Regions from separate parts of the Homo sapiens genome. Here region 1 is linked to region 2. The links are chromatin contacts, found by Hi-C or POLR2A ChIA-PET in ENCODE. All regions are on one chromosome and are shown on one strand. The core of a region is the stretch at or near the end of the contact, and the rest is flanking DNA. Distances in the headings are between cores, read along the strand shown. Region 1 overlaps INPP4B (inositol polyphosphate-4-phosphatase type II B). Region 2 overlaps INPP4B (inositol polyphosphate-4-phosphatase type II B).

Region 1 (4,910 bases), core at 728-3,227, 350 kb before region 2:
CTGCTACATAGTCTGTTTAGTAGCCAAGATCATCATGGCAATGGTCATTTATTTACAATCTAAGCTAAAATAAATTAACTTGAGTCAATTATCAGCAATCTGTCTTAACTTAGATACTGTATAAACTTTAACACCACAGAAGATAGGTCATTGTCAGCATACTTCTTTTTATTTCCCCCCAGAGAATAAGGACAACTGATATACGAGAGATAAAAGAAATATTATGAATTACTTTCCAAATGAGTGGAAAGAAAGATAATGTAAAAGGGATGCTTCATTTTTGTCTGTATTGCATGTAGTACTCTCTCTTTGTAAGTTAGATGCTTAGGAAGAAAGATCTACTTTATTATAGTAGCTTAGCACTAAGTGGTCCTCTAAGAGAATCAAAGTCCAACCACTCTCTTAGCAAATAGTTTGAAACTGGAGAATGATTTAGATGTAAGTAGAATCTCATTGATCAGCTTTTCCATTTTCTTGCAAAGGTGAAGAATGTTTCAGTTTAATATAAAATACAGGCCTTTTTTGACATCAATAATTTATGAAAATAAAATATTTTATGAAGATTTCCTATATATCCACAAAATACTCTTCTCTTTGAAACAGAAATTTTGTGAAAAGGAAGAATGTTAATCACTATCTGAATGTAATATCAAGAGCTGTTCTCATAAAAGGCACATCTTTAGATTCTTTCCCTCCCCAAGAATCAAAGAATCACACATGAGCTTATTTGTCAGCTATAGTTTTTAAAATAGACAAAGCAAGAATTTTATGCTCAAGTAATTCCAGATCTTTCTGAAACCAATACTGTCAGATAAGTTGTAAAAAAAAAAAAATCCATCATTACTGCCACTATCAAACCACTGAATATCTGTTTATTCTCTTTAATGTATGACAGAGATAAAGAGTTTTCTAAAAAGGTACTCTATTGCCTTAAAAATAGTCTTGCTTTAGGACACAGACTATTATCACCACAATCAAAGCTACCTCTTCGGCGCTTAGAATGCAATAAGACATAAGAAAGAAAATTACCATGAGATATGAGGCTGAAGAACTTGAATTGTATGTTGCTTTCCACTATTAAGAACAGTCTGCACTATTAGCCTTTCTCTGAGTGTTCAGAGATGTAATTTGTAATGGTACTTCAAGAACATATTGTATGTCCTTGCTTTATTTGAGCAAAAAAATAGAAATCGAATCATTGTTGTACCATTTTCTCTTCAATAATTGCTGTCCATGTTGCAGTTGTCACTTCTATATGATAATTTAAAGATAAGTCAGAGTGTATAATGCATAATATTCAACCTCTCTCTTCTTGGTGATCATTCTTCCAATTATTTTCTTTGGTAAAACAAAAAACTAAGACCTACATCAGTTTTCCTTACACACCACCAATACTAATGTAATTCAAATTCTCACCACATTTCCCCTTCCCCTAGGTTTACCTCATTCTGCATTAATGTTCTAATCCTTACTTTACTATAGCAGAATAAGTATATTATTCATAAACCATTGAGCCTCAACCAAAAGGCCTCGTGTGGTGTAAATTTCAAGTACCCTGCTATTGGTAAGATATTTTACAACACAGAAGTCATTTAAGAATGTCTAAGCCACTGTTATTTTCCAAGATTTAAAAGAGCAAAAATGTTAATGAAAATAAAATTCTACCTTTACACTGCAAAATTATACTTTACTTTTGTCTACATTGGAAAGCATTTTACATAAAGCTGTGCAAGAAATTATCTCTCAGCTCCAAATCTATTTGTCCATTCTGTAAACTTCATTGTGATGCTATGGCTGAGACTCTCAAAACCATGTTTATCCTGACTCTGATGGCTCTATGTTAGGCTCTTCTAACAGGGAGCCCAGATGGAAACTGAAAAGCCTGGTGAAGAAAGAAGAAATATTGTTTTCCTATGGGCTAGCTGACTGCCTGCTATTCCTAACAGCATCACCCTAGCTGTTTTGTTTGCCCAAGGAGCAGCTGCTCCTTCCTGTAATAGCAGCTGAAACCAGTTTGCAATACTTCCAACATTTGCAGTACTATTGCATGGCTTTCAGAGATACTAGAGCTAGCCTGACCCATGTTCCCTCTGCAGAATGAATTTCAGGTCTATGGGTCTTGTCCAAGTTCACCATTAGTGGGATAAATTTCAGCTCTACTAGTCCTTTCCTCCAAGATCTAAGTTTTAATAACTCCAAAGTCTTCTCTCTATTCCCTACCTCTAGAGCTGGAAGCTGCATCCTACAGTTGCCACTTCTGTGATTATTTGTAGTTCTCTTTTACCCTTTCATTGATTTTATTAACAACAATCTTATATCTAGTTAACAGTTACTTACATTTAATATCTATGTTCAAATAACTGGCGTGGTTTCTGTTCCCTGATGGACCCTGATTGATTCAATCACCCTATAGGGGCTGTTAGAGAAAGCATTTTTGTCCCCATTTCAGAAAGGGTAACATTTTGTTAATCACTTGATAAGAGAAAAACCTGGGACTTGGACTCAGTTATCAAATCCATTTATAGCACCTTTTCCATAGAAACTACTTCCTTTTGGACACTGAATAAAATTCTTCTCCTAAATGCTCTACATATCCAGTCAAGAAACGTAGAAAATAAATAAGTTGGCCAAGATGAACATGGCTATTAAAGTCAGATCTTTTGTACAAAGCCCCAGCTTAATTTTCACATCAAGGCTCTTCAATTTCAATAATTTCTAATAGTATTAAGAGTTGGGGTTAAAATGTATTGTTATTCTTGTAGTATAATAAATGGTCATGATCTGTTAAATGTGAGCACATTGAAGAATGCCAAAACAATACTTGTGAGCTCATTATTTCCTATATAGTTTTAAAAGTGGAACTGAAAAAGCAAAAGCAAAATACTAAATGTAATATAGCTCTCTTTTACATTTGCTTGCTGCCAGATATTCTATAAATATAAAAACAGATCTCGGAAGCTGCTGTTTAGAATATAAGTAATGAATTTCCTGATGGGGTGTTCAGTAAAATTTTCCAGACATGAGCTTTCTTCCTCTGGTTGGCCAAATAGTGTGTTTTTCCCTCCTGTCTGCCCAGCGAATGTGTTTCTAAAGACCGCTTTGTGTTCCTGAAAATCACAGGAATTCCTGTATAGTACAACGAAGGCCCTGGCAGCAAAGCCTAATCAAGTTGAAGAAAGCACCACAAATACTTCCCAAATGGCTTTCTTCCACAATTGGCAGTATTAAGACAACAAAAGAAAGTGAAAACAAAGGCTACAAAAATAATACATCAACTTTCCTTCTTCTCTCCTCATTTGCTTCCAGGTCCTCAAGACTGAAACACACACACATAGATTAAAAGTACAATTATATCTGTAGTACCTATCATATTCTGTATGATGTGAAAATGATATTTGTAATTATAAATTAATATATATCATATATATATATTACTTTTCTACACCAAAAATATTCCCAACCCATATGTGTACATGTCTTACCAGGAGTTTAACAAATTCACTTGCTACTTTAATATAATAGGATCATACTTCAGCTCCCTTTTGGGGGTTTATGGCACACCACTAACAGAGAACAAAGTAAGAAATGAGAAAAACAGAAACCCTTCCACCTCTCTAATTACATTTTGTTAATTAAACACCTATGAAAGTGTAAACACTCATTCTTATAAACTGAATATTATCAGGATTTGCCTTGAGAAATTCATGGTAAATATTATAACAGCATCCGAATTGCCTGTACTTATTACTGAATACAGCCTGTTGTGTAGGAGGCAATATCCTATAAAAGTCACATGCTACGTTATCCATGGAAACTTTAGCTGATGACAAGTGGCCTATTCAGTTACAAATATAGTCACTTAGAAATATAGGGTGGTGTTTTTTCAGCTCACTACCCATATAACTAAACTCCTGTCACTTGACTTTAGAGATTATCTGTATTTTGGAACATAGAAGCCCAATGTGCTACCACCGAGGATAAAAGGTAAAAGGTAAAAAGCATTAAAAGGTAAAAAGCCACTAAATGCGTACTTTTTAAAAGTCCATTATAAAAAACGATGTCTTCAACCTTTTATTAATGAGGCGCAGCTGTGAATAGTCTACTTTCATCTTATTAAAACGTCTACAGGTAATGAATAGAGAGCGTGATAATATATTCCTCAGGAAAGTTTCAAGACTTTGAAAACAGAACCTTATATTGCAATGCTTTCTAAGTTGCAAGCATAAATATTAGCCTCTAGGGGGAGCGCTAGGCTCTTCCCCTTAGATTTTCTAAATGCTAAGTCAAGAAAAGAGGAAAAAATTCCATTCCCCTAAGAGAGAATGATCCAACTGGTCAGATTCCAGGACATTGATTGGACCATGTTTTGTGGGACTGAAGCTTTCAGAAGTTTTTAAAAGGTCAGCATAAGCAATAACTTCTCTTCTCAGACTCTCCATGCCTTCCATAGGTGGCAATCAGACTAAATCTCTGCCCTGGCAAACTACTTTTTCTTTCTCTCTCTGTATATATACGTGCATATACATATATACATACAGATGCATATACAACTGCATCTAGGATTATCTGATTGCTGCCTTTGCTTAGCCACTTATGTCCATGTCCTTGAAGATAAATATTGTACAAAGGAATATTTGGCTTTTTGGTGCACTGCCCATAATATCACAGCACCCAAGATCTTTCTCTAATTTCTAATAGCATTTGCAAATAGTATAGAGTTTGTTTATTTTAAAGTTGCACAGAATGCCATTACCTAGCTTAGTGACTTTGGGCAGATCACCCTGTTCTGTGAGTCCCACTCTCCTCACTAAATGGTTTCTAAAATGTTTTTGATTCCAAAATTCTATGAGTTTTTATCTTCAACAATTTTTTCCCAATGCTAAATGAAATTTTGTTCAATAACTCTTGGT
Region 2 (5,069 bases), core at 376-2,875:
AAAGTTAAAGCAAAGATTCTGTTAGCCAGAAATCCCAAAACAAACCTTCTGCCAAATTGAATAGCAATTTTGTTTCCCTAAAAATAAAAATTTTTAAATTAATACATAGAAGTGAGTTTTAATAATGCCAAAAATATTATTTCCTATGTAAAACATCTAAATGTCTTAGTTCTTACTGTGCTTTTCAAGCAAAGGATAGAATGTAATGCAGCTGTCACTTCCCTAATATAATTATCTGAAAATTATCAGTTTATTTTTAAAATACTATGCATAAATTTATGATGAAAATAACTAGTTGAAAGAAAAATAAGATGTTCCATCATGTTGTTAGCAGCATGCCTCAAAGGCAGGAACCTACCCAACAGATACGATTTAATAAACTGTGCAATAGAATTTAAATCAGTTATATAATGCTCATTAAGACAATGACAGTGCTCTATCCAACAGAGCACTAAGTTACTACAATCAAATCTTAGTTGTCAGGCATAATGCTTGAAGGAAATAAAAATATTTTACCCCAAAATATACTTATTTGGCATATTTTAAGATGGATATCCAGAGGGCTACAAATTCCCCTCAACCCCTATAGGCTCAAGGCAGTGTTTCTTATCTTGATGTGGGATCTCAAGGGAAAGGCGGGCCAGGATAATCCAAAACCTAGACACTGTGGATCAGATGACAGATCAAGTTCAAGGAGAGCCAGCTGGGACTAGGAGAATTAGACAGGTGCCCCTGGATTGAGCAAGAAAATGTTGAGTATTGACAAAGTTATCAGACGAGGAAAGGTTAGAAAGGTCCCAGGAGCCTAGAAGGGCAGTGTTTACAGTCCAGGAAGTCAAATAATGACACCAGCATATTCGATGGATTAAGGCACACTCTGATTCTAAAACAGATCATTTCCTCTGTGCCCTTTTCCATGTGTCTGATAAGACAGAGAGTGTGCCTGGTCCTACTAGCATTTATACCATCCTCAAGGGGCCAGAAAGCCCCAGGAGAACTTTCCAAGAGATCCTCATGCAACAACCCACCTTGTTCCATAACTGTGCCCAGCAGCTCAAGGGAACAATTATAAACAAGGATACCACCCCCAAAGAGTAATAAAATCTAGCTGAGGGGACAAAATATACACAAACATCAGTGCAAGGCACTAACTGACCCAGGCTGTAATTCTGTGGTACAGATACTCCCTTTCCCCACCCCAGCCCTGACATCTGTCTCCTACACAAACTACACCTTCAGTGCTTGCCCAACTTTGTTGCTTACTTCACTGCTTACACCCACTTAAACTGGGTCATCCTGGCATCTGCAGTGCCCACTCAACCCTGCGTCCCTCTGCCTTGCCATCAGCTACTACTTATGTTGTTCTCCAAACATTTCAAAACCAGGCACTACACAGCCATCGACTTCTGATCCTAATTCACCATGTCCTTTACAGCCAGCCAGTAGAGAGGCTCAGTAAGAGGGCAAATTGGATAACACCAAGGCTGTCCAAGAAAAGCAGGTTTATAGTTCCATTCTTTTATTGTAAAATTACTTATTAAATTACTTCCCTTTGCATGTTTTACTTGTTTTTATAACAGTGCTTTCCTCTAGCAAGGAAGTAGATAAAACCACAGTGTGCAGCCCCGCACACTCCACTGTATGTGTTTATTCTTAGAATGGTAAGTCAGAGAGAGTGGAACACTGGCAAGCTTTCACCTGCTTTTAGTTTAAAAGGATGTCAGTTACAGTTTATTATCCCAATGATGCATTTTTAAAAATTCTTACAATCATATTATATACATGTGATGTTGATGTCAATCATAAGCAGCCTAAGTTACATTGTTATTAAAATTACCTGTTGTACAATGCTTCATATTTTCCAGGAAAAGGAGACATTTAAATTATATGGTTTTGGTGAAAACACATCGGTAACTGAACATGGGATGAACAACCTCTATATCATTCTCCCTTTTAATACTGTTAGGCTTTCCCCAACCCACACCAATGCCATCAACCTTGCTCCCAGAAAAGCTACCTAAATTCTCTGAGTTGCCATTCATAAAAACAGAGTCTGGGATCAACTGTGAAAGTGAATTATATACATGAGTGAATAAATCAAAATAATACTCTAACGAAATAGGTAAGCCAAGTTTATTGTTTCTGGCAGTAGGCTTTAACCATGTGATAATGTTCTGTTGATTTTCTCTTAAAAATGTCATCCAATTACATAAAACTGTCAATCAATCTTAATCAAACAAGATTTGGACAATGGATTCTTGCTGGGCTTTTCTATATGATTAAACGATAGGAACTTATTTGCTTTATTACTTTATATGGCCAAAGCATATACTGGAAACCTACAAGAAAAACAGGAGACAAAGGTGAGCTACAAGCAAGGAACTGAAGAAAATGCAGCCATGGAAATTTCCCAATATCATGAGTTATTCAGATTTCCAAGCTGGATCAAGTAGAAATCCTAGAACATGAGGCATGGGTAAAAGTTCTTAAATAGGGCCAAGACATTACAAATCCCTTTCTAGGCCATGACTTACTTAAATCACATTTTGTTCCTGTATTCATATGTAAATAACAATAATAATAAAATCCTTATCAGATAAACTCAGAGTTTTAAAGACTACATTTGAGAATTTCAAATTCCTAGAATACTGAATATTTAACAAAACAAGGGCTATAATTTAAGGTTAGCTTCTTATAATATGAAACATGCTTGAATTTAAAAAGAGTATAATGCAAGAAGACTGGCTGTGAAAATTTTAAAATTCTAATCTGCTTATAAAACACTCAAGCTGAAATAAATCTTGGCTGTAATTAAGATAAGTAACCACAGCTATAGGGCTACTGTTAGCATGAACATGCCCTTACCAGTAAGAGAAAACAATTAAGTTACAGATCTTACAAGTTATAAACAATTTTTTTCTGAAACAAATCCATCATTTTTATTGATTTGAAATCAATAGAGTTTTCATAAATTATTTCTCATAGAAAAAAAGACATACGAGATTAATTTTTAAATCTTAGCACTGAAAGGGTAGGTCACCATTTCTCCTTCCAGTGTTATTCTTGTCATAACTATTTGAGATTTCAATATCCACAGATATGATCTTGCCTTTTGTCTTAAATGATTGTCTCCACTTTATTAGGACTATTCATTTTCATTACCAGACCCTAGATCTTGTCACTACCAATATCTGGACTTTCTGCAGATCTCAATCACAAGCATCTCATTTCCTAATTTTTCTAACTCCCATTCTGTGTCCAACAATCTTTAAGCTGCATCAGGGTCTACTGAGGAATCTGGGTTTTGGCTAAAAACCTACTGTGATCTTTCAGGCCTAACCCCAGGCAGTTACAAAGACTTTTCCTGGCAGACCTGAACTACCTTCCTCATACCAGACTTGGTGTGCAGCTAGTGCATTGCTGAAAGGAGTTGCAGTCACAGACTCAAGCCCCCAGGGCTGGCCATGCTCTTATGCATATCCGTGTTCTTAGCTCAGCAAGAAGGCCTTCAGGAACCTCTGCTAAGAACTTATCATTTGGAGGAGCTGAAGGGGAACCTTGAAGACACTTTTCTCCACTCTAGCTCAATAATTTTTTACTCCTACCCCTTCCTTTTCACCCTTTTCCCTGGGCCCCTAGTATATAAAACTAAAGGAGACTTTTGTTCAAGACTCCCTCAGCAGTAAAGCAATTCCCCACATGTATTGATTCACTTGACCCTCAGATATCCAGTACTGTTTCACGGGTAAAATGGACAGAGGTGGTGCATGGGTGGGGTGGAAGTGGGAAGTGGTAGAGACAGTGGTCAGAACTTTCTCTGGTTTAGCTTCTTGCTTATACTATCACAGTGAGTGATTAAATGTTAGAGCACTATTTCATTGTGGTTTATTGTCATAATCAGCTATTCTGAAGCATGGTAGCACAGCACAGCTCTCTCCAGCTCAGCTTGGCCCCTGACATCTACAATCCATTGTACAACCACCTTTTCAATATACCTTCCCTCCTCATGTCCTCATTTCCATTCTTATCCAGCTTAAATGTCATGGTTGTTTATTGCATTCAGCCATATCTTTATACCTCAAACTACCATGACTCTCTTGTGCTTCATTATGCTCACTTGGGAAAATCATGAGCTTGGTAATCACAGAGCTTGGTAAATCACAGAGCTCCACCTACTCTGTCCTTTTACCTGTGTGGTTGAATGTGTCTGGAGAAAATCCCATAACCATACTGGCCAGCGTTGCTTTATATCCATGATCTTTATCTTCAATGGCAAATATATTATACATCCCTGATCCATTCACTCATGCATATACCTCAAATTCTATTAAATACTTTTGTCTCCTATTAAACATCTGACACCCCCTCCATCTTTATGTCTCTCTGACACTGTGCTTCCTATTTCAGTAAGAAAATATAAGCAACTGGAAGATATGCAAGCTCCCATCAAAAGGTATGCAATATCTAGACCCTTTTAACAACCTCATCTGCACTTGTATATCTTGCCTCTTCTCCATCATTGTGAGTCAACTCTATATGCATTTGTCTAAAACTAACTCCAATTTATACTAAATCTCAACTCCTCTTGCCTACTCAAGGGCATCATTTTAGCATTTTTTTTCTACAGTTTTCCCCTCTCCACCAGTTCTTTTTCATCAGCATACAAACAATCTATTACTTCTCCCATCTTAAAAGAACAAAACAAAAAAATTTTATTCAGCAACCACCCTCTTTCTCTCTCTCCCTGTATAGTAAAGCATCTTACTAGATTTGCCTATACTCATGGTTTTCAAATTTTCTTCTCCAATCCTTTCTTGAAACCATTCCAATCAAGCTTTGGGACTCATCACTTTATCAAAAGTCTGATGATGCCAAGTAGTATCTTCTAAAACCGCAACAGGGAGAAAAAAAACCTAGTGTCACAATAAATGAGGAATTTGAACAATACATGGATATGGGTAATAATAAACTTTTTATTATTTACAATGAAGGCACCAAATTTAACTTAAATAATGAGAGCACTAGTTGGACACATTTTATGGCTTCTCTTTTCCATAAATTCACAGTAC

Evidence for each region. Hi-C counts contacts between places; a loop is a spot of excess contacts on that map. ChIA-PET counts read pairs that join two places held with the same protein, here RNA polymerase II (POLR2A). Pooled maps may share reads with other maps.
Region 1: a pooled map shows a loop between it and region 2 (2.5-fold over the local background). The contact joins two enhancer-like sites. A Hi-C loop is called at or near these places in 3 of 168 maps with a recorded cell type or tissue (CD4-positive, alpha-beta T cell, CD4-positive, alpha-beta memory T cell and pancreas) and 7 of 50 pooled maps. POLR2A ChIA-PET finds 5 or more read pairs at or near these places in 11 of 52 experiments (CD4-positive, alpha-beta T cell, CD4-positive, alpha-beta memory T cell, CD8-positive, alpha-beta T cell and 7 more).

Annotation. Positions count from the first base shown.
Region 1 is chr4:142,349,074-142,353,983 of GRCh38, forward strand. All of the region lies in intron 7 of INPP4B (inositol polyphosphate-4-phosphatase type II B), which reads right to left. Among named protein-coding and RNA genes, the nearest start is that of INPP4B, 490 kb to the right of the region's middle. Within about 2 kb of position 1,978, at least 4 of the 41 ENCODE cell types and tissues checked have a DNase peak (open chromatin) inside an H3K27ac peak, as active enhancers do.
Region 2 is chr4:142,695,311-142,700,379 of GRCh38, forward strand. The region is part of intron 2 of INPP4B (inositol polyphosphate-4-phosphatase type II B); the gene reads right to left. Among named protein-coding and RNA genes, the nearest start is that of INPP4B, 150 kb to the right of the region's middle. Within about 2 kb of position 1,626, at least 2 of the 41 ENCODE cell types and tissues checked have a DNase peak (open chromatin) inside an H3K27ac peak, as active enhancers do.